Regions from separate parts of the Mus musculus genome. Here all the other regions are linked to region 1. A link is a loop called in an ENCODE intact Hi-C map of the cell type or tissue named here. Cell type or tissue: heart. All regions are shown on one strand. Region 1 overlaps Wdr25 (WD repeat domain 25). Region 2 overlaps Wdr25 (WD repeat domain 25). Region 3 holds the start of Mir341 (microRNA 341).

What was found. Hi-C counts contacts between places; a loop is a spot of excess contacts. Peaks named below come from ENCODE experiments on the same cell type or tissue, not always from the same donor. Only the 100,000 strongest peaks of a DNase experiment are listed, where the experiment ranks them.
Region 2: a loop joins it to region 1, with 2.3 times the contacts of the local background. A loop is called at or near these places in 2 of 42 quality-filtered maps.
Region 3: it touches region 1 in a loop (3-fold over the local background); 9 of 42 quality-filtered maps call a loop at or near these places.

What each region holds. Positions count from the first base shown.
Region 1 is chr12:108,899,367-108,907,366 of GRCm38, forward strand. The region is part of intron 2 of Wdr25 (WD repeat domain 25); the gene reads left to right. Among named protein-coding and RNA genes, the nearest start is that of Wdr25, 9.1 kb to the left of the region's middle. In heart, CTCF peaks have their summits at 3,728 (motif pointing right) and 4,686 (motif pointing right); a DNase peak (open chromatin) is centred at 3,795; H3K27me3 peaks cover 1,141 bases.
Region 2 is chr12:108,990,063-108,998,062 of GRCm38, forward strand. Wdr25 (WD repeat domain 25) reads left to right here. Exons shown (of 7, transcript NM_177602.3): 4 at 2,745-2,875. It also overlaps the pseudogene Gm18405. Among named protein-coding and RNA genes, the nearest start is that of Gm52002, 51 kb to the right of the region's middle. In heart, a CTCF peak has its summit at 6,353; DNase peaks (open chromatin) are centred at 549 and 4,819; H3K4me3 peaks cover 323 bases.
Region 3 is chr12:109,605,153-109,613,152 of GRCm38, forward strand. Rian (RNA imprinted and accumulated in nucleus) reads left to right here. Exons shown (of 21, transcript NR_028261.1): 2 at 1,062-1,189. Mir341 (microRNA 341) reads left to right here and starts at 6,348; the gene lies at 6,348-6,443. It overlaps Mir1188 (microRNA 1188), which reads left to right and starts at 6,670; the gene lies at 6,670-6,789. In heart, a CTCF peak has its summit at 4,101; no DNase peak of the experiment used is centred here; H3K4me3 peaks cover 568 bases; H3K27ac peaks cover 416 bases.

The DNA of each region.
Region 1 (8,000 bases):
TGAGAGAGAGAGAGAGAAAGAGAGAGAGAGAGAGAGAGAGAGAGAGAGAGAGAGAGAGAAAAGAGATGTAGAAGAGTTAGATGTTCTATTGCCTGTGAGGTCAGAGAAATTAGACATCTGTTTTCAGTGGGATACAGTTTGTTTGTTTGTTTGTTTGTTTGTTTTTTGACAGGCTCTCATTGTGTGGCTAGCCCTGACTGGCCTGGAACTCACTATGTAGACCAGACTTGCCTCAAAGGTAAAGAGATCTGCCTGCCTCTGCTTTCTATAAGTGCTGGGATGAAAGATATGTACCACCATGCAATAAATTTAACTGCAGCTTGTAACTGCAACTTATAGCCAGCAGAATAAATAAGCCTGAGATGTATGGAGCAAATAAGCTATAGGGGCTGTAGTAAAATCACATCTTCCCCAGTGCTCCCGGCCCTGAATACTGCCTCTCTTAATCTTTTGCTAATAAGCTGTGATGCCTCTTCTTACTTCTCCTTGGAAGAGAATGGCTTCCCACAGCCTGTACAGGGTAGCTGGCCTCTGGCCTAAGTGGGTCTCCCTCTGAGTCTGATATCTTGTCTTTGAAAGGGACACTTATACCTGTGTCACATGATCACTTGAGAAATGTGTTTTCAAAAGCATGTAGTGTAGGCTGGGGAGGTGGTTCATTTAGTAAAGTTCTTGTGATCACAAGCACTTGATTCTCAGAATACACATGAAGGGCGGGTGGGTAAGCAGGGCCTGGTGGTGCATACCTTTACCCAGAACTCAGGAGGCAGAGGCAAGGGGATCTCTGTGAACTTGAGGCCAGCCTGGTCTACAAAGCAAGTCCAGAACAACTAGAGCTTGTTACACAGAGAAACCCTGTCTCAACCCCTCCTCACAAAAAGATGGGTGCCTACTTGTAAACCTAGTCTAGGTAGGTGGAAAGAGGTGGGTCCTTCAGGTTCTCTGGTCAGCCAGGTTAGCTCACCTGTATTGGTGAAATACAGGCTCTGTGAGAGACTCAGTCTTAAAAAACAAGGCTGGTGCCTGTCCTAGTTAGAATTACTTTTGCTTTGATGAAATACCAAAAGCAAGTTGGGGAGGAAAGGGTTATTTGGCTTATACTTCTACATAGTAGTCCGTCATCAGAGGAAGACAGGGCAGGAACCTGGAGGCAGCAGATGATGCAGGCTATGGACTTGGCCTCCACCATCAGTCACTAGTTAAGAAAATGCCTCCAATGATACTTACAGCTTGACCTTATGGAGGATTTTCTCTGTTGAGGTTCCCTCCTTTCAAATGACTCTGCTTGTGTCAAGTTGACATAAAGCAATCTAGCATAACTGAAGAACAACAGCTAGGGGCTGGAGTGATGGCTCAGCAGATCAGGGGCTAAAAACACTGAGGCAGGAGGATCTCTGTGAGCTTGAGGCCAGCCTGGTCTACAAAGTAAGCCCAGACCAGGACTAAAAGGTTCAATTCCCAGCAGACACATGACCGATCACAGCTGTCTTTAGCTCCAGTTCTAGTGGATCTGATACTTCCAGACAGACAGACAATATATGCAAGCAAAACATCAATGCATGTGAAATAGAAATTGTGAAACAGAAATAAATAAAATTAAAAAAAAAAAAAAGAAAAGCAGCCAAAGTTGTCCTCTGACAACTATGTTTTGAGCCCCAACCTACCAGTACCAGAAGGCATTTTGGTGGGAAGAGAAGACCCAAATGCTTAGAAGTGAGCTAGGTCTGTGGGTGTAGACAGACATTTACAGACCATGCAGAGACTCCTGTTTGGCTCTAGCAAGGCTGATATGTTCTCTTCAATTCTTTGAGCCAGGCTTTGGTGCTTCTGTGGTGTTGGGCTGTGTAATCTATGTGAGGGACGTTCAGTGGTCTGGGTGGCTCATGGCAATCCTGGACTGACCCAGAGTTTTGAGAGCCTGATGCCCAGAGGCCTGTCTGAGGGTTTCAGTTGGGCCCAGGCTCCTAGCAGTGTCTGGCTGGCTCTGGAGTACACAGGACACCCTGACTTTGAGCTCACCTGATTGCTGAAATTATTTCCTCCTCTGTCCGGTCTTCAGGTTCCTTTCCCTTTGCTTCTTGCTTGGCCAGTTTCTACTGAACAGTCAAGACCCAGCTCAGAACAGGGCCGATGAAGAGTGTTTATCTATTCTGTGGTCTTAGGTTGGGCAGTGTGCCAGGAGCAAGAGCTACGTCGAGCCAGATGGGTCATGTCTTTCCTGTCGGGACACCCCCCCCCCCAAGCTGTGTTCATACTTAGCCTTCCCTCTTCCCACAGTTCCCTGTGCACTGTCCAATGTTTGAATGTAGAGGTCCCTGCCTTCTAGATGAGCCTGGATGTTGCCTGGGTTCCTTCTCCAGCCCCTCAGGACTAATGGTGGGGCAATGCTCACAGGGTGGAGGGGTTTGCTTTACAGTAGGTAGGCTTTCCTGATGCTTAATGCCCTTGGCAAGGAAGGCCTGAAGGTTCTCTAATAGCACGAATACCTACATATTCTGTGTCTACAGTATCAAGTGAGCTCATGGCTCCTCGTGGGAACTTAGCTGTAGTTCTAGAATAGGTTATACAGTCCTTTCTCTTGGCCACTAGAGAGGGGAGGGCAGCCTGGCAGATGTGGGGGACTATTGAGCAAGAAGGTGGGAGAGGTTGCCGTGGTGATCATGTCTTTAACCTATGATGCTGCCTCATGGAGAGGTCAGGTGTCTCCTCGTGAGTGCCTCCTGCCAACTCCCTGTGCACTGATGGGAAGAGCTAGACCTGAGCCCAGTGGAGCTGCTCTTTACCTGAAGGCCCCATTGGTAGAACTGAGCAGCTTGCCCACCCTGGGTCATCATTACTGACAAGAGGCTTCAGTTTCCTGAAGACATACTATGAGTATCCTTCTGCTGTTTGTTTGTTTTTGTTTTTGCTGGGGGCTTGAGTTCAGGACCTTGTGTGTAAAAGTGAACCCTCTATCACTGAGCTATTCCTAACCCCATGATGATATTGTATGTGTGTGTGAGTGAGTATGTGTGTGTGTGTGAGAGTACGTGTATGTGTACGTGTGTGTGAGAGTACGTGTGTGTGTGTGTGTGTGTGTGTGTTTGTAGGTGGAGGACAGAGGGCAGCTTTGGATATTGTTCCTCAGTTGTTCTTTTTAAGATAGACTAGGTTGGCCAGCTGGCATATCCCAGGATCTGCCTGCCTGTTTCCCCAAAGCTGGGGTTCCAGGATTATATGACTGTGCCTAGCCTTTTCACATGAGTTTTGGGAGTTGAATTCCTGTCCTCCTGCTTGTAAAGCAAGCACTTTTCAGGTTGACCATGATGACTTTATTTTTAAAAATTGTTTACTTTTTATATGTGTGTTTGGGGGACACATGTGTGCTATGGTACATGTGTGGAGGTCAGAGGACAACTTTGGGGGGTGCCAGTTCTTCTTCCACTATGTCACTGTTGGGGATTGGGCTCAGTGGCAAGTGCCTTTACTTGATAAGCCATTTTGCTCACCCCAAAGATTGTTTTCTTTAGGATAGTATCTCACTAGGTAGCCCTGGCTGCCTTGTTATTCATTATGAAGATCAAGCTAGTCACGACCCCATAAAGACCTGCCTCTCTCTTCCTTCAGAGTGCTAAGAGAAAGGCAAGTGCCACTATGCTCCATGTTGTTTTTTAAGAAAGAGTGAGTTGGCACCTTGGCTCTGGGTGTGGTGAAGAAAAGTGTGCCAGGACTGGTGTGACACTTCACGGCCAGAAGAGGTCGCAGTTGGGCTGCCTGGGATGACGAGAAGCCTGCGTTTAGGGCTGTGTGTGGGATGCTGATGTGTGGCCTGTCCCAGGAGGCGTGTGGGCCGGAGGTGGTGATGCTAGTGTGAGACTCCTTGGCTGCCAGGAAGCTTGAGGGAGTGCTCTACGCCCCTGTCTAGTTCCCCAGTACATCCAAAGGATGGCTTCGGGCAAAGACACTTGCTATAGTTGAGTTGTTGTCAGTACTGACCATGCATGCTAGGAGCAGAGTCTCCTGATCTTTATGAAAATTCAGGTTTCTATAAGCCAGGGGTGACTATCAAGCTGGAACCCGAGCAGAGGCTTTAATAAGATGTCTCATAGTTTTAGTGATTAGGGTTGTTTGGAAAATCATTTTGTGTAAGTGGGACTCTCAGTAAGTTCGGAATGCAGAATGAGTAGTAGGAACCAATAAGCTGTGGTGGGAAGATGGGTTAGGGCATGGAGGGCTCAGGTGTGCACCTGAGGTTGGAAGTCCTACCCTAGGCCTGCAGGTTGGTATGTGGCCTGCTGAGTGGTGGCTGCTTTTCCCTCCCTGATGTCAGAGATGCCTGTGGTTATAAACCAAGCCCCAGTATTCCTGTGAGGTGGAGGTATTATGTGTGTGCTTGGTCTTCCTGGCCTGGGTGCTGGCACTCAGGATGTGAACAACTGGGTGGGACCTGGCATGTGCTCCTGTCACTCAGGGTGCTGGGGCTTTGCTCCCGTCCCTGCCAGCGGTGGCTTACTGTATCTGAGATGTTCAACAGGCGGTAAGCTTTGTGAATGCAGAAGTCACACCAGACCCATTTTTATATTCTTTGTAGCATCTGGCATGAGATTTGGTCCCTGTTAAGTGATCAATGAAGGTTTAAAGACATTTTTTGGATTTCACTGCTTTGATTTAAGAGGGTTTGTGTGTGCACATGCAAAAATCCTGCTCACCTCTAGGGGGCACAGTAAGACTTGCTATCTTTTGCCCATCCAAGCTTCTAGAATGTGGTAGAATCCTTGACTCCTTGTAACATTTACTGAGATGATTTTTCTCTGATCTGGAGCAAGCCAGCTCCGTTCATCTGACTGATGTGAGGAGCCAAGTGCCGGTCTTTCGTTGCCTTAAAGCTCGGCTTTGGAGGCACACATTTCAGCTAGGCACATTACGGTGGAAAGATATGTATTTTAATATGCTCTAAATGTTCTGTGAGCTGTAAAATGTGCTTATATTAGTTTTGAAAAATTTACAGCCAAAGCAATTAAGTAAAATAAAACAATGAGTCACAGGCCCTGAAGCGCTGCTCCGCTGTCGCAGGCGGTGACCCTCCTGCCCTCCTCCGTGAGCTCGAGGCTTTCCTGGCTGTAGTCCCAGCACAGACACCTTTATGCTCTCTTTTCATTTCTCCGTGAACTCCCTGGGCTCTGCATGTTTGAACACCCACTGCACGTAAAGGTGGAATTCAGCCTTTGATGCCTTTTCTGAGGGAAAAAGGCAAACAGACAGCCTTGTCTGGCTGCCCATGCAGAGGCTGGACCAGGCCCCCCAGGGGACTCCCTGCTGCACCAGCGTGCTTCCTGCTGTGGGGACGAGTTCTTACTTAGGCAGGTCTGTACATAAAGCTTGTGAGCTGCGTGTTGTTAATTTGCTTTATTCTAGATTTTTCTTCAATAACAAATAGCAAGCTTCTGTAACATATTTTTAAAAAGCCAAACTGACGCTTACTGGGGAAACTTGACTGACTCAGATAAATGAGATGCGAAGGAGACATCAGTGCTTGTACTGTCCTGGTCATGGCGCATCTCTAGGCCGCCCCGGTCTGGCTGCTGCATCCCGCATGTTGACACTGGCCAGCTGGTCATTGCTATCTTGCCCTCCACCAGATTGTCTTTTGTATTGTTTGTGGGGCTGGGTGTATAGCTCAGAGGTGGAATGTCTGCCCTGCAGGCAGAGGACCTGGGGTTCCATCCCCGCTCCCCCAAACAAAGTCCCCAGTGAAAAACTGTCCACAAACAGCTTTCTGACTGTCCCTTTCCTCACACTTTCCCTCGTCTCTCCTGTGCTGTTTCCTGTAGCTTCTGGAGTCCATTTTAAAGCAAGTAGTCCTGCCGTGATCACACTGTGCATAAATGCCATCTTTTCTGCTGCTTAATGTAGTGAAGATGGGCTTTGCACTGTCGGCCGGCAGAAGGCCTGTGTGTGGGAAATGGAACCTTACACTGGCCGGCCTTTGGTGCGTGACTCTACTGCTGCTCAGTGCTGCCGGGACTTTGCATACGATTACTTGGTCTCTCTGATCCCCAGGTATCACGGTAAAGGAGAGAGAATGGCCATCAATGAGGACTGTTGCCACAGATATGGGAAGAAATGATCTAGTCCAGTCCCTGGCATAAGCGAGAATTTCCCCCCTTGTACCCATATTGATTGGTTAAAACATAAATGTGCAAAAAACACCTCAGTTAGAGTCTTCTGACTTAATGTAGTTCTGCTTTTGTGAATCTCTTCATAGTCTGTTTTTGTACATATGGATTTTTAAAGAGTTTCATCCTCAGTGTTCCTGAGATAAATCCCTTTAAAATGCATGGAGTTTCTGAGATCAATGCTACTGAGCTGCCTTTGTCGTCCTTTGGAGTGCTTTGTGCATCCGCCAGGTCCTGCTGAGGACGGCCCAGTTGCCAGGCGCTCACACTGGCCACTGGATGGTGGACGGTTGCTTGAGTCCAAAGTCAAGCCTCAGCAGCGCTGGGGAAGCAACCTCTTAGGGGACCCAGGAGGGAGCTATGCTGCCTCCCTCAGGCAAGCTGCCTTCGGAGGTAGCTGAAGGCTCTGCGATGGAGGCAGGTGACCCCAGCTGGTGCTTTCTTGTGCTGATCACCGGCCCTGTGGTGACCAGGAGCACATGAGGGAGCAGGGCGTCAGCAGCTGCACCGGGTCCACCACATGCTGCTAGGCACAGCTTTTAACACACTTTACCACAGAGCTGAAACTTGTTCCCAGTTACACAGCAGGCAACATGGGGCGGGCAATAGGCTACAGAGACTGAGCCAAACAGGCAAGCTGTTCCTCCTCCACCTCTGGAAATGCCCAGTTGAAAAGCAGCGCTTTCTCCCAGATGGGCCCAGGCTCTCTTCAGCCTCACTACTTGGGCTTTGTTAAGGGCAGGGGGAGCAGAGATGATTTCCACGGTGGCTTGGATTTGCATTTTTATATATTACAGGATCTCGCTGATTTATCATTGTTAGTGGATCTGATTATATTAGGGTATCTTGGATGTGCTTTGTAAAAAGTGATATATTTCACATTCAAAGACAAGGAATTTATGGATCCAAGTGCCAGAGCGAGGGTTTAGTTCAGTTTTGAAAGAATTACTCTTGATGGATTTTTACGAAATGAGGTTGAGAAGTGATTTGGTGCGTGGAGGAAGGAGCTCGGGAGCATTATGCAGATGATTGGCAATTTATTCCGAGCACGAGGCAGATCTGTTGGAAATGAGAGGCGCAGCTGGGTAGGAGGGGCGGGTTGTGGTGGTGGGTGTCTGGTATTTGGGGAGTGAATGATTAACAGTGAGTGCATGGAGGGTAATTAGGTGAAGGCGAGGGGAGAATTTGGTGTGTGTGTTAACATGCACACACGCCGGCACATGGAGAGATCATCTGGTCCTTCTTCAGGTGGCGGAGACCAAGGGAGAGCAGGAGGTGCCCTGGGGCACGCAGTTCTGGAGTCTGCTTGCCCCTCTCTTCCCTCTCACCTTCCTGGGAAGGTTGAGAGTCCCCGTGTTGTCCTGCGGTGGCTTAGGTGTCAGTAGCCAGGCTGCAGAGCCTCTGGGAAGAGTTGGCAGCTTCTGGGCTGGAACTTCCTTTTTCGTGGGAGGTGAAGTGTCTCTGACGCCCTCTTCCCTCTAGTGAAAGCCGAGATGAGTTCAGGGCCAATACTGGAGATGCTTCTGGTTCCCTTTACTTCACGAGCTTGAGGCTCTCAGAACCAACATGAGCTGACTGAAAGCAGTGCAGTGGCTAGCCCTGTGTGCTTTCTGCTTTCTGGGAGCCTTTGTGGTTGAACTTGACCAGTTTTGTGCACCCAGGGCAGCTCATGTGCAAGCGGTGCCAGGCATGAAGGTGCTGGCCCTCTCCTCGGGGAGCGCGTCTCAGCCAATCTCATCCCGTGTCATTAAGGGGAGAATAGAGCAATTTGGAAAAATGCTTTTAATGTAATTGAAAAATGCAGATTGCAAAATTGGCACACTTAGGAGTTGAGACAGTCTAGTG
Region 2 (8,000 bases), 91 kb after region 1:
AGTACACGTGGCATATTAAGATGTATTTAAAAATGGTTGTTTTATTTTGCCTTACTTTGTAAGATATCCTATTTTTGTTTTTGTTTTTTTGGTTTTTTTTTTTTGTTTGTTTTTAATATGCTGACAATGGGACTGCAGAGCTTGTCCAGTGGTTAAAAGAACATACTGTTAGTTCAGAGGACCAGCACCCATGTCAGGCCTAGAGCTACAGAGCTACAGGGAACTCACCTCTCTCTCCTGGCCTGTGCTGGTTCCTGCATGCCCATGGCATACACTCAAACAAGCACACGCAGAAATACACAATCGAAAAAGAGAAGAAGTCTTTAAAACCCGTGGTGATGCGATGCTGGCACCTTGGTGCATTTTGTCCCAAATCTACAGACCACTTCATGACAGTGATGCCTGCCGAGGTCCTGAACGGGGACGAGCAGGCTTGACGACTGTGGCTCTGGCTATTGCAGCTATCCCTCCGTGACTCTCATAAGCCATGATTGATGAGTTTCATTTCCTTACCGGACAAGCTGGAGCTGGCCGAGTTCTTCCTCAGTGCATGGGGTCAGCAGACAGAGGAAGTCATCAGGGAGTCCTTCCTGCCCAGAATGAACAAACACAGCCTTGCAGGGCTTAGGCAAGAGCACGCTGTCCTGACATTGCATCACTGTCTTTGACACCAGCTGTGTGTTTGCAGGTACCTGCTTATGTCCAGGCACAGGAAGCTGGTGGTCAAGCTAGTGAGACGGGGTCTCTCTCACTGGGATTAGGTGACGCTGTCTGGCAGGCGGGCTTTAGGGATCTGCTGTCTCTACTTCTCTTCCCTATTGGTATTGGGGTTGCAAGCATGCACCACCAAACCCAGTTTTTGTTTTTGTTTTTTTGCATTTAAAAAAATCCCTTATTTACAGTTCAAAATTTAAACAGGATTATTGGTTTTGATCTGTGATACTGCCAGGTCCCAGATTGCATACTGTGGAGACAGGGAAGCAAACAGAGGCCAGTCCAGCTTGTCAGACTCGAGGAAGAATGTCACACCCAAACAGCAGAGGACCTGGTTCCATCTTGTCTAGATTACATTTCCCCACACTGGCAGTTTGGGCTTAGTTATTGTTGGGGCCTGTGAACATTCTCAATCTTCCTCGTCACTACAAGTCCATCAGTGATTTTCCCAAACACCACGTGCTTTCCATCCAGCCAATCACACTTAGAACACGTGATAAAGAACTGGCAGCCATTTGTACTGGGACCACTGTTTGCCATGGAAAGCAGGTCTGGAGCTGAGTGTCTAAGTTTAAAATTTTCATCTGCAAATGGACCCCTGTAAATACTGGCAACTCCAGTACCACGGCCACTAACAAAGTCTCCACCCTGAATCATGAAATCCTTTATGACCCTGTGAAAGGTGCTCTCTTTGTATCCTATCAGAACACCATCTTTTCTGAACTCTCTGGTGCAGAATTGCCTAAAGTTCTCTGCCGTCTTAGGCATCACGTCTGCAAAGAGCTCGATCTTCATGGGACCAACTTCCTCATCTGGCCGCCAATGACATCAGAGAAGACCACTGGATTGACTGGACTTGAATTTGCCACCGCCATGGCTTTGACCCAGAAGAAGAAGCCTAAAACCCGTTTTTTATGTGGGCTTTGAGGTCAAACTCAGGTCCTCACGCTTGCATGGCAAGCGTCTTCCTGACCGTCATGTGTTCTGCTTTGCCACCTCCCTGATTCGGTGGAGGAGCCCTGGTAGCCAAAGGCACTCAAGATTTCCCTTCTGGCTGAGAAAGTCCTTACGCTTTCTTTGAGGGAAGCCTCCTCCATGTTTTTGGCAGGTGGCAGGTGCTGTCCCTGGTGTGTAAACCTGGCCCCTAGTGACATGTCAGGAGACAGACCCAGGTGCTTCCCTGTGTGGTGCCTCTCAGAGCTAGTCTGATTTCTTGGTGCGGGTTTGGGCAAATGCCGTGTGAAAGATGAGAGTCTCACCAGTGTTGTGGGGTACACAAGTCATACTGTGCAGTGGGGGGAGTGCTGGCTTTAACTGTCCTTGAATGATGGACACTTCTAAAGCTTCTATTACTCGCCTCGAGGAAACCGTAGTGACAGCTGTTTTCCACACCATATGTGTCTGTGTGTGCCAGATAGTTACCACAGTGTACACAGGGACTTGACAACTGTGTATGATAATATGAAAAATGGCCAGGGCTGTCTCAAGTCCTGCAGAGCCAGCGAGACCCCAGTGAGCCACTCCTGATGTCCATTCTGTGCTGGGCTGCTGTGCGGGCCACTGCCATTTGTGGCCCAGCATGTCAGGTCACCCACACCTGCTGCACTCTGTAACAAATCTGTCTTCAATTTTATAAGGATTGGAAGACTGATCCTGGAATAAATGCCAACCAACTCTGGGTTTAGATTCTAGACTCCCGAGTAAACAATCTCCTGTATCACCTATGCGACCTGAAAAACTCTCTGAACCTCCCTGAGCCTGCTCTCAGCCATGTTGGGATTAGTTGGTGTATGGTTTAAATGAGATGATACAAACAACTCTCACAGAATGTGGGAAAGGCAGAGTTCTAGGATCTAGCCCTGAGTCTTGGTGGATTTGACAGGAAGTAGAAGCAAGCTGCCATCCCTCCTGTGTCTCTAGGGGGTCTATACTGGACCGCATAGGGCCATGGTGGCGTGTGAACATTTCCCCTTTAAAATACTTGTGACATGAACATTTTTCTCACTTTTTCTTGTCTGTCTGTGTTTCAGGAACCCAAGTGTTTAGTGGTCAGAGTGACTTCAGAGTCACCACCTTGAAATTTCATCCAAAAGACCACAACGTCTTTTTATGTGGCGGCTTCAGCTCTGAAATCAAAGCTTGGGACATGAGGACTGGCAAGGTGACACCCTTCTTCTCAGGCTGTCCTTTCATGTGTGGGGAGTGTGTGTGTGTCTGTGTGTCTCTGTGTGTGTGTGTGTGTGTGTGTGTGTGTGTCTTCATGCACACACATATAGAACAGAGATCAGTCTTGGGTTCTTCAGGAGCTGTCTGTTGTGTTTTGAGACATAGCTCACTGGGACCTGGGCCTTGCTGATGAGGGGAGGCTGGCTAGCCAGAGCACTGCAGGGATCGACCTGCCTCCCCAGCAGTGAGAGTGCGATCTCATGCCACTTCCCCTGACCTTTGCAATGGGTTCTGGAAATGAGCTAAGGGAGGAATGCAGCCAGGGCAAGCACTCTAACTGACTAAGCTGTGTACTCAGTGCAGGCCAGGCCAGCCTTTCTATGAGAGAATTTTCCTTCATAAGGTCAATAAGTAGGGACAAGGCAATACCTCTATATTTGAGGCAGAACTGTTTGGCCTTCATATTTAATGAGGCTAAGCATCATTTTTAGAGGTTTTAGAGAGTAATTTTGAGTTGTGACACATTAAAACATCCCAGGTACAAGTCTATGCAGAGTATCACCAGGAAGATTTGTTGAGTACTTCACTGTATGTAGAAGATGATTCTGCCTGGAACTCTCCAGAAGATAGACACTCTGGTGCAGAGAGCATTCTGTGTGTGCACACGTGCATTGGAGAGCGGCACAATGCTTTCAGCTTGTTATGACAGGGCTTCCTGGAGGAGGTGTTGGCCCCAGGCTACTGTCCCTTCTTAGGCACATACAGGCACAGTCTGAGACATTCCTGTGCCCTGTTCCACTTGCATGGAAGCTGATAGGGAAGGAAGAGGTATGGGGCAGCAGGGAGTATCCTCTTGCATTTCATCATGAAGGGACCCGTGCTGTTGGCTCTGCAGCACTAGGGAGACACACCCAAAGGCATCCTTGTCAGTTAGGGAGACTGGACATGCATCAGAGTCTTCAATGGCCAGGATCTATCTACATCCATGTCCATACTGTGTACCAAGCTAGCATTCCAGGAAGGTGGTGCAGCCTGTGCCAGGATCATGGGCTTCTGAGCAGAACCTACAGAGATCCTGGCCTCAGGGGATGTGATGGGTCTCTTTCTTGAGATACTTCCTAAGTGGCAGCATAGATCCATACACTTTCAAAACACCCCTTTGCTTTTGCAAAAGAAACTTTTTTTGCAAAAATAGTTGGGAAGGAGGAATATTACAAATAAACTAATGGGCATAGTGGAATTTTTGAAAGCACCGGAACATTTTCTGTTTAAGACACAAATACATAATAAATAGAAGAAAACATTTGATCGTGATATGTAAATCAAAAACTTGTGGCCTGGTGTGTTGGCACACGCCTTTAATCCCAGCACCCAGGTAGCAGAGGCCCGTGGACCTCTGAATTCAAGACCAGCCTGGTCTACAGAGTGAGTTCCAGGACATCCAGGGCTACACAGAAAAACCCTGTCTTGAAAACACACAAAAGAAACCTTGTAAGCAGACCCTTGGTGTGGGACCACCTTATGGCCCAGCTCTTCTGCAAAGGTACACTCTGTGTTTCTGGCCTCAAAGTTTAAACACGTAAGAAATTACTCACTATGGATGCCATCTGATTTAAGAGTTTGTTGAAAATACCAGCTTTCCTCCCGGGGCAGACGCCAGCTGACGAGTTCTGGGGAGAAGCAATTAGAAGCAGATGTTGCTGCTGTTGCTATCGGCACGTTTGCGAGTCTCTCCCAAGCTAATAATGTGGGTGAAGGGATCTATGCACTGTTTGTTTTCACTTCCTCTTTACCAACAGTCCTCCCACACGGGGTCACACAGAGTGGGACACACTGGGTCTGTTTGCATCGGTGGGGTTCTCGGGGACAACGCATTTGCCTGTTTTGACAGCACCGCCTATCGCCCCGCCTGCAGAGGCTCTGTCCATGGTGCTGAAGCCCGCAGTAGGCCAAGCTGGCTTCAGCCTCGCATGGCCAGCAGTGTGGTCCTTTCCTGACTGTCACAGTGAGGCTGCAGTGGGCACTACAGTTGGAGGCGGAGGGACACAGGCCTTGGCTCACGGTCAAGATGAGATTCCCCGTGTCACTCCCTAGGAAAGGAGTGCTCATGGAATAGCAGTGTGTCTTCTTATGACAGGCAACTCAGGGGAGGGGCCAGTTAGCCAGCCAGAGGGACAGAGTGACGCTTGCTGTTTGCTGCCCGTGCTCCCCAGCTCCTCCTAGTCCCTTTTTTTGACACAGAGTCGGTTTGTTCTTACTTTTCTTGAATCTGTGTTGTTGTTACTGCTGCCTGCTGCTGCTGCTGCTGTTTTAATGGAGCTTATGAGGGTTCAGTGCCATCCTTTTGCCTTAGTGTGTCTTGTCACTTGTTCCTGCCTTAGTCCCTGTGTCCATAACAGCATCTGGTAGGTTTCTATATAGAAGGAATCAGAAAAAAAAAAAGGGCTTCTTTAGCTCACCTATTATTTTGTAAATAAGGTTTTATTTGAACACAGCCATAATCATTCATTTATGTCCCCTGTGTGGCTACTTTTGTACTACAGTGACAGAGTTGAGACTACATATGCAGCCTGTGGAGCCTCAAATGCAAAGCAGTCTGGCTGACCCTGGGTATAGAGAGGCCTGACTCTGATCATTGTTGAGCCTGATCTTTGTGAGCCTCTAACAACGTGGCCCTTGCCCCTGGCCCTGCCCATGCATTCCCACAGACACTACTTCCTCAGAGGATTTTTTTTTTCCAGATGGTTCTCAGCTAGCAATGTTTGGGTCATTCTTCTTGTTCTCTCTCAGTGGACAATTAAGGTCTGCTCTGTCCTGCAGTGCGCAGCAGTGGCATCTTTGCTCTCAGAGCTTTCCCACGCAAGAGATTTGGGTCCTCAAGCTCAAGGCTAATTAACTCAAATTTTGAGTCAAAGGAAGCCAGTGTTTTGCAGGCAAGGAGCAGGCTTCTGCCATCAGGATTAAGGGTCTCAAGCCCATGATTGCTGGGCCACTGCAGGTCAGCAGCCTCACCTGAGGGCTTCAGGCACAGGGTCTGATGAACAGTGCTCCATGCTAGCCAGTAGGCTTTCTGAATTCGTAAACTCAACAAAATGTCAAACTTTGGGATTCTGACTTCGTGTAGGCAGGCCCAGTTCATTACGGGAAATGGGCTGCTTGGCTGTCTTCCTCCGTTTCTTGGCTTATCTCTGTGCCATGGCTGGCTGACTGGAGTCCACCTCATCGTGGCAAAGTGCCTGGCTTTGCTCCTGGCATGTGCGGGATGAACTCCACATGAGCCAGCCACACCAGGCTGGCCGGCTGCTGCTGGGGCCACGTTCTGTGACTACTTCCTCCTTGGCATCTGCTCTGAGAGGGCTGTGGTCTGGAACTCAGGTGTCCTTAGTCTGCCCTTCATGATGCTGTGGGTGCTTCTCTTAGGTACACCCCCATCCCCTTCCAGGCAGACCTGCTGTGATGCAGTACCCCATCAGGGTGGCAGGGGGAGACAGGGAGGGTGTCGACAGAGCAGGACTCTCAAGTTTGCCCCATGGAGAAGAGATACAACCCTCATTGGGATGTAGATTTTGCCTCGTGTGGTGGGTTCTGCATGTCAGCAGGCTCCAGAGCGTGCAGGAGGAGATGGGAGTGGAAACCTTTGAGAAGCCAGCCTGGAAGGACCTCTGAACCTCCTGAACCGACTTCTCTCATGTGAGCCCAGTGGGCCTGCTTCTCAGTGCATCTGTACCATCTGTGGTCTTCCTCGGGGTCTGTGGCAGCATCTGACCTCCGGGTACACCCGTGGGCTTCTTCATTCCCAGGTCCGGTCATCTCTGCTGCTCTACACTTTATCTTCCAATGAGCCTGAAGCAGAGCAGGTATGCAGGGCCAGGCGGCCTGGCTAGCGGCTGCTCTGGGGTCAGTGTCGAGGACAAGGACTCTTCCACAATGGGATATGAAGACAGACACTTTGCAGTTTAGAATGGTGACTGGGTGGGCACCAAGGAGAACTTGTGTGAGGTGAAGGACTGTGTGAACCAGGCTTTAGTTCTTGGCTAACACTGGGCTCTCCAGCTCCTGCTTCTGGTGGGAGAGCAGCTACTAGCCTCCTGGTTTCTAGTCTGACTGGATAATATCCTGGCTCTAAGCCCTGCATGGTGTGGGAGCCTTAGAGTTGACAGAAAACTGAGACACAGACCCAGCTATCTGGGCCCACCACACTGTGTCCCATGATTCTACTCACCGTCAAGGTCATTGTGTTTTGAGGCAAAAGTTAGAAAAAGTCATCAAAGCAACTCCTTCCCTCCCAAGTTAGTTTTTATAAGATTTGTTAAGAAAGTCCCAGTGGAAGCTTAGAAGTCATATCCCATACTTAGCAGATTGTCTTTTTGCAAGGATGGACGATGGAACCCCTGCCTCAGCAAGTTGCTGAGCAACCAAGGCAGGTCTGGGTTGGGAACTAGAGCAGCCCTGGAGAATCTAGGACGAGTGTCTTCCAGAACTAAGGCAGCTGCATTCTGGCCCACTTCCTTTCCCTTCCTGTGCATTGATGCCGGGCAGAGAGGGGGCTGAGCGCCTTTGCATCTGACTCCTGCTCTACTCTTGAGAAGACAGCTGTGATGCATTCAGATTTGCTATGTCTCTGCTGCAGGCCCCTTCTGCTCCTCTGAACCTCCGACATCCGCCCGCTCCAGGATTCTCCCGCTGATATCAGCTCTGACAGGCCAGCTCACTTTTGCTCAGCTCACCCTGGTGCTGCTTTGACACGGATCATCAATATTTCATGCTTGTTCTACAGTCTTTCTTTCTTAAGTGTTTAAAGGGACATTTTGACTTCTTGAATTGGCTTCTTGACCCCTTCTGGGGCCATGTGCAAGGTCCCCTGGGGCACATGCCCCAACGTGAGGTTATGGTGGCTCTTGGCCTTGTGGGCCTCCAGCCTGGCTTTTGTCCCCACAGCCCTTTGCCTGTAAACTGGAGGGTCCCAGGAGAAGGGAGCCTTGCCCAAGGCAGGGATTAATTGGCCTCTCTGCTGCTATATTCCTAGAACCTACCATTGTGCTAAGCACATAGTAGGCTGTGGGAGAGTACAACTTCCAGGAATAACGAATGGCTCTAGTCAAGACTGATGGAAAGATCCT
Region 3 (8,000 bases), 710 kb after region 1:
ACTCACTAGCTAGGTCTGAAGCTCAGGATGCAAGCCAGACTTGGGGTACCTTGAAGAGAAAGGGGTCTTCTGAGGAGTCCAGTGTGCAGTGCGCTACTTGGATGATTTAGTGATGCTGATGCCAGGACCCTCTGCGTTAGACCCTGAAGGTACACAGTAATAGTGTGGGTTGCTCAAGAGTCAAGCTGTCAGGGCACGTAGCATGGCCTCGGCTCGTTACCAGCAAGCAGGCTGCACAGTTGAGACACATACCACTTCTGTGTTTATTTCTCTAGAGGACCGTGTCCCCTGTGCCAGCATCTATCTCAAGTCACATTCCCCTGGAGTTCCCATTCCATACAGCTAATCCCCTAGAACACGGGCCAGCGCATTAGCTTTCTGGGCCTCTTAAGGACCAAAGAGGAAAATGTTCCCCCATGGGTACATTGCAGACGTTGAGGGTCGGATTGGAAGTGAAATCACAGCCTAGGCTCACACCTGCTAGCTGCATGTCACTGACAGGCTGAGCGGACTGCGGCGTCAGCGCAGAAGCACAGAAAATAAAAATTAAATTTAAAAAAAAAAAAAAAGGAAGAGAAAAAAATATAAACCTTGACTCCCCTTTTGAGTCCCTTTGTGCTGAGAATTTGTTTTGGGCACCCACAACTTTAATCGAATTTGTTTTTTGATTATTCCCTTTGCTTGTTTATTTGTTTGTTTGTTTGTTGTTTGGCCAGTAAAATCCTCCAAAAGAATAAACAACAACCATAACAAAGAGCCATTAAAAAAAAAACCCCATGCAAAATATTTATTGTAATTGTACAGCAAAAGTACTGCTAATTAATTTGGTGGTTGGTAAAAGTCCATGTGGTTGTAGGACTGAGCCCCTCCCTCATCTATAGCCCCCTCCTCAATTTAGCTGCTGTGGTCCTCCTGGGCTCCTGCATTTTTCTGTACATTTGCACACCTCTATAAACACACCTTTCCAGAGTCCCTGACTTTTTTTCTTTCGTGCGGAGGCTGTTTCAGAGCTAGCGTTCTTCCTTTAGCATTTTGTATCAGCTTGTTTTCCTCCCCTCCAGAATTGCTTGGCCATAACAAAGATCCATTGCCTTTCTGATGACACCCAGCACCTCGGATTCTGTATACACGGGAGGTGATTTAAGCATCTTACTGCCACCCTGAAATCTGGGGTCCTTTATCCTGGCAGGTGTAAGTAATTGCTGAGTGCCTTGGATCTGGGGAGAGAGCTCCCGAGCCCTTATGACATTATTACAAATGAATATATGAATGCATACGTTAGCGGAATGAAAGGCACTGTGCCTCGGACCAACGATGGGAAACTGTCTTGGAACAAAAGATCATGATTAATCTGGTCCATTGTAAAATCCAGACGTCCATTAAAAGACAATAGGTTTGCGCATTTCCCTCTTTTTAAGAGCTGTTTAATATTCCGGTGTACGTATGCAACACCCTGTTCTGTTATTGAAAATGCCAGCTGTCCTGTTCCCTTCCTGGAGAGTGCGTGCAGATAGAAGCCTGGTGAACATCCTTCTCATCAGGGCAGGTCAGGGTTCCTGTTTGTTCAATATGGTATTTAAAAAATAAAACCATAAATACATCCATAAAAGTGTTCTCTGCAAGGATCAGCGAGGAGGGCACACCACACACACCCACATTTTAATTAATGTGATCCAGCTCAACTGATGGCCGATTAAAGAGAGCTAAGCTGTTTTCATTTTATGCCATTGCTGATGGCACCACAGAGAACATTCTGGTAGCTAGCCTGGTGAACACATCCCTCTGTTTATCCCAGCCCCTTAGCGGTGGGCTAGCTGAGTAAATGGTTTGCACAGATTTGTTTTCACTGAGAAATCTTTCTAAAATACCAGTTTGCTCCCGTGTAGCCTTCTAGCCCTTTCGCTGACTTCCCAGAGCTTCTGGGATTAAGTCCAAGGGGAAAGGAAAAAAGCCTGATACAAAAGTCCGGTGTTCAACGGCTTGTACCCTCCTAATACTCCCCACCCCACGCCTTTCCCCCCACTGGACACACTGTGCTTAAGCTGAAGAATAAGCTTGACACCCATCTCCTGATAGCACCCCCATAGTTAGGCGTGTGCCCCACCCTGTGTCCAAAATTTCCCAGTCCATGGTCTTGAACTGCAATGCCTTGCTTATAGGATTTCCTATTCTAAGGCTATTCCCCCTGTCCCCCCTCCCCGCCCAGTGTAATTAACAAAATGGGTCAGAGGTTAATCACCATGTTCTTTTGCCCCTTCCAGAAGACCCTTTTGTGTTTTCCCGACACTTACTTCGGAGACCGCCCCTCTAAGCAGAGGGCCATGTCGCCTGCTGCGTGTTGCTGGTGAGTCTGCATATCGCCGTAATACTACACATGGAATGACACACTCCTGTGCACACACCTGTACACACATGCACCTCATAGTTGTGATTAATTTTACAATGTGACTATAATCTCTCAGCTTGCTCCTTGCCCTCTCGTCCCAGGATACAGGATAGGGAAAGAGCTGTGACAAATCAGTTATAAAACATACAGGTCTGAGAGTGGACATTTGTGTCTTTGAGTCGGCCTTGCCTCTAGGGTCAAAGGACGTGGCATGTGTGTGTAGGGTGAGATGGCGTCGGTACCCTTTCCTTTTTAGTGTGGGAGTAGGCTTGTCAATCATAAGTAGCCATCTTAACTCCCATCCAGATACTGCATGGTCTCTAGCTGTGTGTCCTTAGGTAGCCCAGGAGTGTCTCTGTGTTTTGGTTCCTTCCTTTCATTTTTCTTTAAAAATCCAGAATCTCTCACACAGGCCCATTGAGATGTCTCTGAGAAAAATAACTCATATAAGTCATCTGGCATAGGAACACAGGCAGGGTACTCAGTAAAATCCAAGCTTCCCTAGCCCAGCCCAACCCAGCCTGGCCCAGCCCGGCGCGACCCGACCCAGCCCAGCCCAGCCAGGTACCACCCATTCCCTCCCTCTTCAAGGCAGCTCTGCCTTTTCAGAGAACATGACTGACAGACGCAAAACAAAAAGCCTCCAGGATGAATAACGCCCCCGGCTCCCCTACCCAAGCCCTGACCCCTTTTAGACCCTCCCAAGGTACCCCTGTTCTTCCTCAAACGCCTGGGGGTCGGCCCAGCTACCCTACTGCTTTTAATTGGGTTCCCCTGTAATTTGGTAGGGAGTGAATCTTATTTTCATATAAATAAATAAAAGAAATCAGATTGCGCACAGGAAGCATTTAGAGGCTCTTATTTCACTGCCTTCAGCATGAATGACTCCCGAGAAATAGTGGGGGTGGTCTCCAGATGACCCCCAGAAAGCTTAGCTGCTCAGTGGTACAGAAACGCCTGGCCTGACTCACTAAGCCGTCTGTGTGCTGTGCGTTCAGGGGAAGTGCAACTTGCCTGTCGCCCCTTACACAGAAGGGACCCTCCTTGTTTGCCTGCACAAAGGCGCCTCTCTCTCTCTCTCTTCAATGTTTTCTTTCTTCACTGGTCAGGCAGATGGTTCCTCCATGTGCGACCCTGCCACAGAAACCCATTTCTCAACTCCCTCAAGCCTGTATTTCATCCCCTGCCTTGAGCAACAGGAGTTATCAGAGGTGGAGTGTTCCCTCCCTTCCCAGCAGGGGCTAAAGGGCTTGCTGCCCTGTGACCCCAGCTCCTGGGCTGGACTTTGGGTGGCTTTCCAAATTCACAGGGAATCCAATCTGAGCCCGGCAGGGTCTTCAGTCACCTTTAACCAGAAATATTTAATCACAAACCTGTGAGAGTGTGTGTCAACGCACTTGTGCATGCAAGCACGTGCACACACACATACACACACACACGCTGGGCCCCCTGGACCCTCTCCCCACATAAAAACAGCAAGGTTAGTGACACGTATGATTGTCACATTGCCAAATGTCAAATGCCCACATCCAGAGCTCTCAACAAATCCTTTAATCACAAAACAACATCACAACAGCACCAGCAATAAAACCACCCAAACGCCAAAGCTCTGGGGGTCCAGGCTGCCTCCCCAGCAACCTTAACCCAGAAGCAGCCAGGCAATCTTGTGGACACTGGCTCTCTGACCTGCAACACGATGCTGCCCCCACTTGGCGGGTCAGAGCAGCCGACCGACCTTGAGGCCCCCAGATCCTGTTGTCAAGAACTGGACAGTCACAGGCAGAAACCAGGGGAACTTTTCTCAAACAATTCTATCATTAGCATTTCCTTTCCTGCCGTTTTGGAGATATTTTTTCTCCATTGGGATATGCCCTTCTCAAGGCTTCATCAGGTCAGGTCATCCTGATTATTTCATAGACAAGAAACCCCAGCCACCTTCACAGCTGGCCCCTGAAAGTACACACTCACACATACTCCACATATACTGAGTACAAGCCCAGGAGCAATGACAAGAGTCTCCCATAGAAACTACACAGCACAGGTGTGTCTGGTTGAGGGGTATATCTGCTAAAAGCCCCCAGTGAAACCCCCATTAATAGGCTAGCATTTCAGCCACAGCCATCAGTGCCCAGGCTCCTGAGTCTTCCCACTAGGTAGGGTGCTTTTCCAAGCCTCCCACCCTATTCAGGTCATGCAGCCCTCTGACTCTGTGGCTAGCATCTAGCCTCCAGAAAAGTAGCCTGCTTTTTCTATGACCAGCTGATACCTCAACCAGACAGACCCTTTTTCTATGCCCCCCACCCACTTTACCAGACTGTTACCTTACAGATGATTCAGGCTAGCACTCCTGAAATCAGCCAGAGAAGACTCTTAGCTGCTCCAGCTGGCCCTCCCTTAAGGAGGAGTTGGACAGCTCCCACCAACCCCCACTCTCCCAAAGCACTCTCCCCCAATCACAGTGCTTCTCCCTCAGTGCCTCAGTGGTACTACGCTACCAATCAGGGTGCCATTGCCATTTAACCTCTGGTGAGGGTCACGGCAAAGGCCACCCATCCTTGTCCTGACCCCTGCCAGGTACCCTCCAGCCAGCCCCACTTGTTGGCTCCCGACTGGGCACTGGGGCTGCTTCTCAAAAGCCTGTCCCTTTGGGCTGCTAGCCAGCTAGAGAAACCTGCTGCAGCTTCCCCATCACCTACCGGCCTGCCTCTCTGCTCGGGTGCCTCCAGTAGCAGTGAGCTCTCTCTCCCCAGCCGCTTGCTTGGGGGCTCACGTACTGAGACGCTCCTCTCAGCCCTCCCCTGTCTTTTACATCAGCCTCCGCAGCTCCAACAGCAGCCTGCTTATGTCTCGGCCCTCAGGTCTTTAGAGGAGGCAAGCTCCCTCTCTTCAGGGTCCTCTCTGTGCTGTCGTCAATAGCAAAACCCCCACCCACCCTGAGAATAAATTTGGGGCCTCTTCCACCTGTCTGGGGGTGCTTCTCCTATGCTCTCTTGCCATTGGTTACTGAGCCTTTTGCCCTGCTGTTCTTCCAGCAGCCCAGGGGAGGGCGTGGTGCTCCCCTTAGGGGAGGGGGGGCAGCTGCTCTGTCTCTAGCTCTTAATCAGCTCTGAGACCCTCTCTCCCTCTCTCTCTCTCTCTCTCTGTCTCTCTGCCCCTTCACCAGTTGCTAGGGAGAAGCCTCTGAATGCAAAGCCCCCTGTTTTCTATTTTTTTTTCTTTTTCCTGACTGAGCAGTGGCTGCCTGGCCAGCTCCGTTTGACCTGCAGAAGTGGGAGCTACAAGAGCAGCTGCAGTAGAGCCAGGGGGCTCTCAAGCTGCACAGCTAAGCTTGACTCTCCCTCTGTAGCCGTGAGGCCACACAATTCCCTTTAGTTTTCAGAGTCTCGGGCTTTCCCTGTGAAATGAAGATGAGAGTTTTTCTCTCACCGGCTTGAAGTGAGGACTGAAGCAGATGAGAGTAGCTTAGCCTCCACCAGACACTTTATAAACGCTCGTGGAGTCGCCAGTGGGATCCAGGAGGAGGGTGACATGTAACAAGTGTCATAAGAGAGACAACAGTCTGGCTTTTCAAAGCTCCATGCTGCATACACGCTACAACATCTCCTGGCAGAGTCCCCTCTGCAGGCTTAATCACACAAATCAAGCCAGCCCGGAGGCAGCTCTTAGCCTGAGGAACTCACAGGAGATGTGGGAGATGTGGCAGGCAGCAGAAAGCCCTGCAGAGCCCACATCTGCATTTACTAGCATTTGCATGGTTTATAACAAGCATTTGGGTTTATAAAGCAGAGAGACACATACAGAGATATTCCTTCCCTGTCTCTCCCTTGAAGTGACAGCTAAGATAAGGAGGCAGCATGCTTAGGGCATGGTATAGCCTCTGGGAAATGGCTAACTCTCCACTCATTCACACCAGACACTGCAACACTCTTACCTCCTAGATCACTAGGGTGAGGTTAGGGTTAAAATGATGATGTCAGTTGGCCGGTCGGCCGATCGCTCGGTCTGTCAGTCAGTCGGTCGGTCGATCGGTCGGTCGGTCAGTCGGCTTCCTGTCTTCGAACTGCAATCATTCTTATGAGAAAACAAACAGGAAATACTTTGCCACACACCAATGCAATCAGGGTGGGTGATGGCAGTCGGGATTCAAGTCACCCTAGTTGAAGCCCTGAGCTGGGTGGGCTGTCTGTCCAGAACTCACATGGGAAATTTCACAAAGAGGAAAAGTCTCATGATCTCCATTGGATTGGTGAAGACACCATGGCACAGAAAAGCAAAGAAGTCCAATACTCACAGTCTCCCAGCTGGTGTGAGGTTGGGCCAGGATGAAACCCAAGGCTCTCCGAGGCTCCCCACCACACCCTGCTGCTGAAGACTGCCTAGCAAGGCTGTGCCGAGTGGTGTGGGTGGGCAAAGGATGGATTGACTAGTTATAAGCACCTCCCAGAAGTCCTTGAGATCTCAGCTATTTTGTGGCCCAATCCCTTTGAAGGGCAGGGTCAAAATTAGGTGTAGGCACCTACCTATTAGCGGAGGCTTATGAAAATGACATTATTAACCTGATGCAGAGAGGGCCCTATTCATCTGTAATTAAATTATAAATAGAGTTAGTGGGGGGCTAGGGTCTCTGTGTATTGACTGCAGTCTAGAGTGCTCAGAATTTTCCAGGGCTCTGGTGAACTTTTCGATGAAAAGTGTCACCTCTGAGCATCTGGGGCTTAAAGCTGGGAACAGAGACCTCCTAAGGCAAGCCCCTCACACTAGGGATGTGCCCTATACTGACCCCTTTATGGTGGGAGAGCCCCCGACCACCTCCTCAAACACAAACTTAGACCCTGACCTTCCTCTCATCTCAAGTTGCCATCTGTGAGAGAGAAATGGAAACTGAACCTTCTGAGAGACAATCCCATTCCTGTGTGATAAGAGAGGGGAACCAAACATCCTTCAAAGAGACAGCCTTCTCCCAGAAACTTTCCTGGTTATTGCTACGGTTGCCAGACACCTGTCTGCTTGTCAGAGCTGTATTCAACAGGATAACTCTGGCAACTTCCCTTCCTTCAGAGGGAGATGTGGATGGGGATAGAGGAGTGGAGAGGGGACTCTTAAAAAGGAGCAGAAAGCAGAGTTCTGCATCCGATAGAAGTTGGGCCACTTAAGATTTGTGCCAACTCACGGTGCAGTGGAAATGGTCTGAAATCTTTAAACAGCAGCCAAGAGTCTGTGGCGCCCCCAAGTGCCACAAGGGGGCTGCCTGGGCTACAGTTTTTGCGTTCCCAAATGAGGAGGGGGGAGACACGAAGAGGGACCTACGCTTTGGATTTCTGCGGCAGCGCTTTTAATTGCAGCAGATGCAGAGGACGCAGGCAGGCAGGCGGGCGGGCGGGCGGGCGGGCGGGCAGGCGGGCGGGCGGGGGGCGACAGTGTCCCGGGTGGCTTCAGGCTGCACCTCTCCCACAGAGACTGTGCTGCAGTGCAGCAGGAGCTGCGGCGGGCGAGTGGCTGAGGGTCGGAGCTGTCCAGTGTCTGCTTTCCAAAGTGAGGAATGAAAGATGAAGGAGAGGGCTTGCAGGCAGTGCGAAGTGGCCAGGAGCCCAGGAAACCCAAGGGAAGAGTGAAG